Linked DNA regions of Mus musculus: region 1 is linked to region 2. The links are chromatin loops, found by intact Hi-C in ENCODE. Cell type or tissue: left cerebral cortex. All regions are shown on one strand. Links, peaks and the distances in the headings refer to the core of each region. The heading gives the core; the rest is flanking DNA. Region 1 overlaps Usp48 (ubiquitin specific peptidase 48). Region 2 holds the start of Rap1gap (Rap1 GTPase-activating protein).

Region 1 (2,907 bases), core at 139-2,638, 71 kb before region 2:
CTGGAACTCACTCTGTAGACCAGGCTGACCTCGAACTCAGAAATCCGCCTGCCTCCGGCTCCCAAATGCTGGGATTAAAGGCGTGCGCCACCACTGCCCGGCCTGGATTTTCTTTTACTGGTGCCCAGCGGACTGTCGCTAGGTTAGCATCATTACCACTCACATAGTCAGCGTAGTCCTTGGTTGCATTAGGTTTGTGCAGAAGGAATTGCATGCAGTTTCTTCAGACTGATTTTTAAATCATAAAGAAGCTCAAATATCTTTATTAATCAAAATAGGAACCATTACAAACAGCATTTTTGCAGATGAGGAGTAAGTTTATTTCTGTAGTTTAAAACTCTGTGCTCAGGGGCTGGTGAGATGGCTCAGTGGGTAAGAGCACCCGACTGCTCTTCCGAAGGTCCAGAGTTCAAATCCCAGCAACCACATGGTGGCTCACAACCATCTGTAATGAGATCTGACGCCCTCTTCTGGCGTGTCTGAAGACAGCTACAGTGTACTTACATATGATAAAAAAAAAATTTGTAAAACTCTGTGCTCCAGTATTTAGCAGATTCTTGGAAAGCATTTTCAGTATCCTGCAGGTAATGGAAGCATTTTTTCTGTGATAAAAGTCAGTATTCTTAAAGGGGTGGGAAGTTGGCTGGCAAAAAGTCAGTATTCTTAAAGGGGTGGGAAGTTGGCTGGCAAAAAGTCAGTGGAAGGCAGTGGAAGAGGCTGAGCTCCACAGCCCTGACCATTCAGCTTTTGGAACCGTGTTAGCTGTGTGGTTGGACATTATCATAGATAGAGGAGCGAGCCAGACTGATGCTGGCTGAGGTGTTGCAGCTTTGGTGCATCCTGTCGGGTCGCCGAGTGTGTTTCTCAGGTAAGGGTTTTGCGTCATTCGGAAGTTGCAGGGGATCAGACCAGCAACAGGGACCAGGCTTTTTTGGCTCAGGCTTGGCTTTGGAGTTTCTTGGGCCAGCCACTGAGCTTGTTGTTGCAGATGTCACACTCAGTCCATGTTCCTCACAGTGGGATGGAGATGAGGTCCTTTAACTAACACACACACACACACACACACACACACAGAGTTACCCACAAAGTAACATCAGTGCCGTGTTCATGGCAGCCCCCTGCTCTCAGTCATTCACCCTCTGCTCCTGTCAGCATCTTTGGGGCTCTCAGCTCCTTTTGAATTTCCACTGCACTGTGCATTCTTAGCGTTCCTGGAGCAAAAGCTGTGGTTACTGTGCGTTATCTTTGCTGCTTTATAAGCCCATAAAAAGGAAATTGCACAAATTTGATTTTTGTATAGTATCATTTCCAAAGTATAAAATAAACATTAGTTGACAACTAATAAGTCATTAGCAAGAGACAAAGTAAGATTTATGTATTCAAATGCTGTACGAGATTACCACATTAATTGGGAATGTTTCCTCCTAATATGGTAATTTCAGCAATGCAAACGTCGTAATTATGGGCTGGAGAGATGGCTCAGCAGTTCAGACTGCTCTTCCAGAGGTTCTAAGTTCAATTCCCAGCAAACTTGTGGCTCACAACCATCTGTAATGGGATCTAGTGCCCTCTTCTGGTATGTCTGAAGACAGCTACATTGTTCTCACATAAAATAAATAAATCTTTTTTTAAAAAAAGTTTCAAAACAAAAAGACTGTAGTTGCTTTTGCACACACCTAATAGTTGTCTTTTTCTACAGCTGTCAACCTTTAGAGAGAAGAGAAGGAGGCTGGCCCACTGCAGCACATAATAAGTAAATATAAGGAATTCAAAATCCCCTGGGATGAAGATGGACTGTAGTTTCTTTATATTTTAATGTTTTTAGGTTATTTAAAGGACCTCGGTGTTTTTATTATCTCTATATTAGTGACACTTAGGAGCAGTATGTCTAAGAGCTGGTGATAGAACTGAGTCACTAGAGAGCTTGTGTAGCATATTTCAGGACCTGGGATGATACACGACCCATGCATGCGTGGTGGTACAGGACTGTCGCTCCAGTACAGTCGTCAAGTACAACTCAAGCCCACGAGTCCTTATCTTCCTTCTCATCCCCATTTTCCTCTCTTCTCTGTCTGAATTTGAGTCATCTGTTCCATAAAGTCTCCAATTTAAAAGATGCACACTGAAGCATAGGCAGGAGAGTCACAAGTTCTTAGTCAGCCTCAGCCACTTGTTGAGTCCTTGGCTTAAAATCCAAGGCAGAATTAAGGTGTACATAGTTGAATGGGTTGCACTTTTTAATTGTATATCTATTGTGTTTTTATTAGTGGCACTGCTGGGTGCGTATCCCTCTGGCCAACTTTCTTCACTCAGGCTCTATGTGCTGATCACCCCCCCCCCAGACCCGCCCTAAAGCTTCCCTTCTGCTCTGCTTTCCTAGTTGAGTCTTTCCCATGCTCGAGTTAAGTAGGTGCTGCTGATTTCGATTCTTCTGTAGAGTGTTTGCTCTGTTGATCTCCACGTGTCTTAAGGCATGATGTTTGTTGTTTTTGTCTTTTGTTTTTTGTTGTTTTTTTTTTGCACAGTATAGCTCTCATATGGCCCAGCGAATGGCAAATGATTCAAAAGCTCTTTGTTGTGGATAAAGTAATTAAAATCACAAGAATTGAAGTGGGAGACGTGAATCCTTCTCAAACACAGTATATTTCTGAACCTAGTAAGTTGTCATGCTCTTTGGTTCCGTTCATTAACAGTTGAGTGTTTGGGGGAGGGGAGGGTCCCGCAGCTCTGTTTTTCTCCCTAATGGTAAAGATTATGCTTCTGGCAGACCTGGGAGTCGCCGTCATCTGAACTCTCAGTCAGAGATAGCACATTGCACTTGGCATTTGCATGCAGCCTGACATGTTATACTGAGTGTGCTGTAGTCGCTGATACAGGTTTCTGCAGCGATTGTTTAGTTAGTTCTAC
Region 2 (2,907 bases), core at 240-2,739:
GACAGCTGCTGCTGCTACTGTTGCTCCTCCCCTCCTCTGCCTCCTCCTCCTCCTCCTTCTCTTTCTTCTTCTTCTTTAGTTTTTCAAGACAGGGTTTCCTTGTGTAATGCTGGCTGTCCTGGAACACACTCTGTAGACCAGGCTGGCCTTGGACTCACAAAGATCTACCTGCCTCTGTCTCCTGAGTTCTGGGACTAAAGGTGTGTGTCACCATTGCATGGCTGAGAGTGTCTTCTCTATTGACCTTGCCAGCTCGTCACTGGGCAGCGCCTTTGGAAGTGCTTTGGAAATAATCAGTATTACTGTGTCCCCAGAGCTGTGCAGGGGTTGTATTTTCTTTTCTTTGGGGAGCCACATTTAAATAGACACCGAGCTACCCTCTGCAGTACTCAGGGACTGTAAAATCTGCATACATGTGCATACTTGGCCTACCTATACCTAACCTGGGAGCCAGACCACATTCAGACAGACAGACAGACACAAGTACATATATCTATAGTGTATTCAGACTTGCTCATGAACACATAAAGGAGATAGAAAGTAAATACCCCCCCAGGCGTCCCTACCCACCCCTTCCTACCCACGGGTACTTCTATGCTACAGCAATGCAGTATGTCACGTAGAGCCACGACTAGCCTTGGAGACACACATGTACACAGATAAGGACCTAGACACATACGCAGGCGGCATCCACTCTACCTGGCCTACATATCGCCGGTGATTTGAGCAGCTTTGGCCTCCCCCAGGGCCACGGTAGGAAAAGATGCTCTTCTGGCTGCATTGTGTTGGGTACCCGGAAGTGTGCAGGCCTGGAAGTGGTTGCATAAATCAATATTTGCTGTTGTTAATTATTAAAGCCAAAGCTACTCGGTGTCTGGAATGCACATCTCTGGTGTTCCCGCTGGCTCTCTAGGTCTAAACCTGACCCTGGGCCAGGTCTGGGAGGGCAGGGAAAGTGCTGCCTGCCTTCCTTTCAGGAGCTCCCTGGCCCTGGGGACAGAGGGTAGTAGACAGCACTTCTGGGAAGCTGTAGGAGATCTGCCCCCCGCCCCTAGCTGGAGGACAGTCCTGCCCCTAGAGCATCCAGACTTCTCCAGCATCTGTCTTGGGGTCTGTCCCTGCTGCAGACTGGCTGCACCAGCCTAAGACACAAGGACTTCAGGGTCAAGTTGGGGGTGGGGGGTGTCGTTTCAGAAGCCTTGTAATTTACAGATGGTAAACTGAGCCAATGGAGGTGCCAGAGACTCTGCAGCTTCAGACTCTTCCAGGGATCCCGGGGTTTTCTAGCAAAAAAAGCTATTGCACCTCTTGGAATATGATTTTCTAGTGAAGACATTTGTACCTCCTTGGTTATGGCGATCTGGTGAGACACGCAAAGGGTCCAGCAAAGAAAGTGCTTAAGCACCATCTCCAGTACTCCTGCATTCCCTGGGCACAGCTGTCCCAAGAACCTTGTCCTTGAAGCCCAGAGGCAGGGTCTCCAGTCTGGGAAGACACAGCTGCTCACAGAAGTGCCTGAGGCTTCCCGCGCGCAGGCGCAGTGTCCTGGGCCCCTTGCCCGGCCGCCCCGCGAGTGGGCGTGGTGGCCTTCCGCCCCGCCCCTCCTCCGCGCCTCCCGCACCTGGCGCCCCGCCCCCTCGGGCCCGGCAGCAGGGTGAGCCCAGAGAAGGCAGAGCGGCGGCGGGCGGGACAGGAGCGCAGAGCTCGGGCTACGGGGCCCCGGGCCGGGCCGGCTTACAGCGCCGCCGGGGCTGGGGCTCGGGATGGCGCAGCCGCGGCCCCCAGCGCCCCATGGCCGTCCGCGGAGGGGCTCGTTGCCGGCGGGGGCCGGCTGGCAGGTGAGGACCCTGGCAGGGGCGGCCTGGCCGACTGGGGACCCAGGGCCATCAGTCAGCCTTACTACCCAGAGTCTGGCAGTCTGTGCCTGAACCCCGTCACGGTGGGTGTGTATGTTTTTGGACTGACACCCGAACTACACGGAGCACCCTAGTGTTTTCCAAAGCTGCCCCTGGGTCAGACGTAGGGACACTGTGGCCATGGGCTGCAGTGACACTGGGTGTGTGTTTAACTGTTGTTGGGACTGCCTGCTGCCTTTTCCACACAGATGGAGCGATATCATAGGGTGACTCTGGTGGCTCTTCCCCAGGTGGGATGCCCGGCTTCTGGCCACACCACTCCCAGCCTTCCTTTGCCATGTGTCAGGGCGTCTGCTGTTGCCTGTGGGGCTGTAACTGTGGGTGTTACTTGATGCTCTGTGTGCACACTCTGGGTGACAGTGCCATGTGTCAGTGTTTATGTGGTTGTGATTCTGGTGCAGCCATGTGTGGTGTTTCGTTGTGGCTGGCTGTTTGGTCACCTTAAGTAGGACCTCCTCTTTTCCTCAGCCCTTTGCTGGGTCTCTTTAGGTCAGAGACTATCTGGCTGACCCTGAAAGGATGGTGGCACTGTTGTGACATTGTCACGTTGACAGGTGTGTTTGTCCTTCCTGGACAATAGGTGTGTGTCTATGCTATCTGCCAAACTGTCATTGCTATCTGCTCTTCTAATCTCAGAGGTGTTGGGTGTGGCCACAGGTGCCCATGGCTCAGGGGCTCCTGGGTACTACTGAAGTGGACTTTACAGGTTGGATCTTGTTTTGTAGGTAGGCTTCAGAGTGTATGCACAAGGGCTTAGGTTTTGTGACTTCATACTGTGCATATGTGGTGATGGGTGGTGATGCTCAGGATCCCATGGGGTTTAACAACCCTGGCAGTTGCCTGATTCCTCTTCCTTTGCTCGGAACTCTTGTCTACAATATGGGATGCTGGCTTGGGTTTGTTGCACCGCATGCTTTGATCCTGGCAGTGACGCCTGGGACTCTGCATCTGTTTCCCTGAGCACCTGGCTGAGCCTGCACGTGCCGGTGCT

The links. A loop is a pair of places that touch in the nucleus more often than their neighbours do. Peaks named below come from ENCODE experiments on the same cell type or tissue, not always from the same donor. Only the 100,000 strongest peaks of a DNase experiment are listed, where the experiment ranks them.
Region 1: a loop joins it to region 2, with 13 times the contacts of the local background. A loop is called at or near these places in 1 of 42 quality-filtered maps.

Annotation. Positions count from the first base shown.
Region 1 is chr4:137,635,235-137,638,141 of GRCm38, forward strand. It overlaps Usp48 (ubiquitin specific peptidase 48), which reads left to right. Exons shown (of 27, transcript NM_001355588.1): 20 at 2,526-2,656. Among named protein-coding and RNA genes, the nearest start is that of Usp48, 43 kb to the left of the region's middle. In left cerebral cortex, for the core only: CTCF peaks have their summits at 487 (motif pointing left) and 1,580 (motif pointing left); no DNase peak of the experiment used is centred there.
Region 2 is chr4:137,705,823-137,708,729 of GRCm38, forward strand. It overlaps Rap1gap (Rap1 GTPase-activating protein), which reads left to right and starts at 1,645. Exons shown (of 24, transcript NM_001379234.1): 1 at 1,645-1,838. The coding sequence starts at 1,764. Rap1gapos (RAP1 GTPase activating protein, opposite strand) reads right to left here and starts at 784. Exons shown (of 2, transcript NR_138594.1): 1 at 700-784. In left cerebral cortex, for the core only: no CTCF peak of the experiment used is centred there; a DNase peak (open chromatin) is centred at 1,545; H3K4me3 peaks cover 538 bases.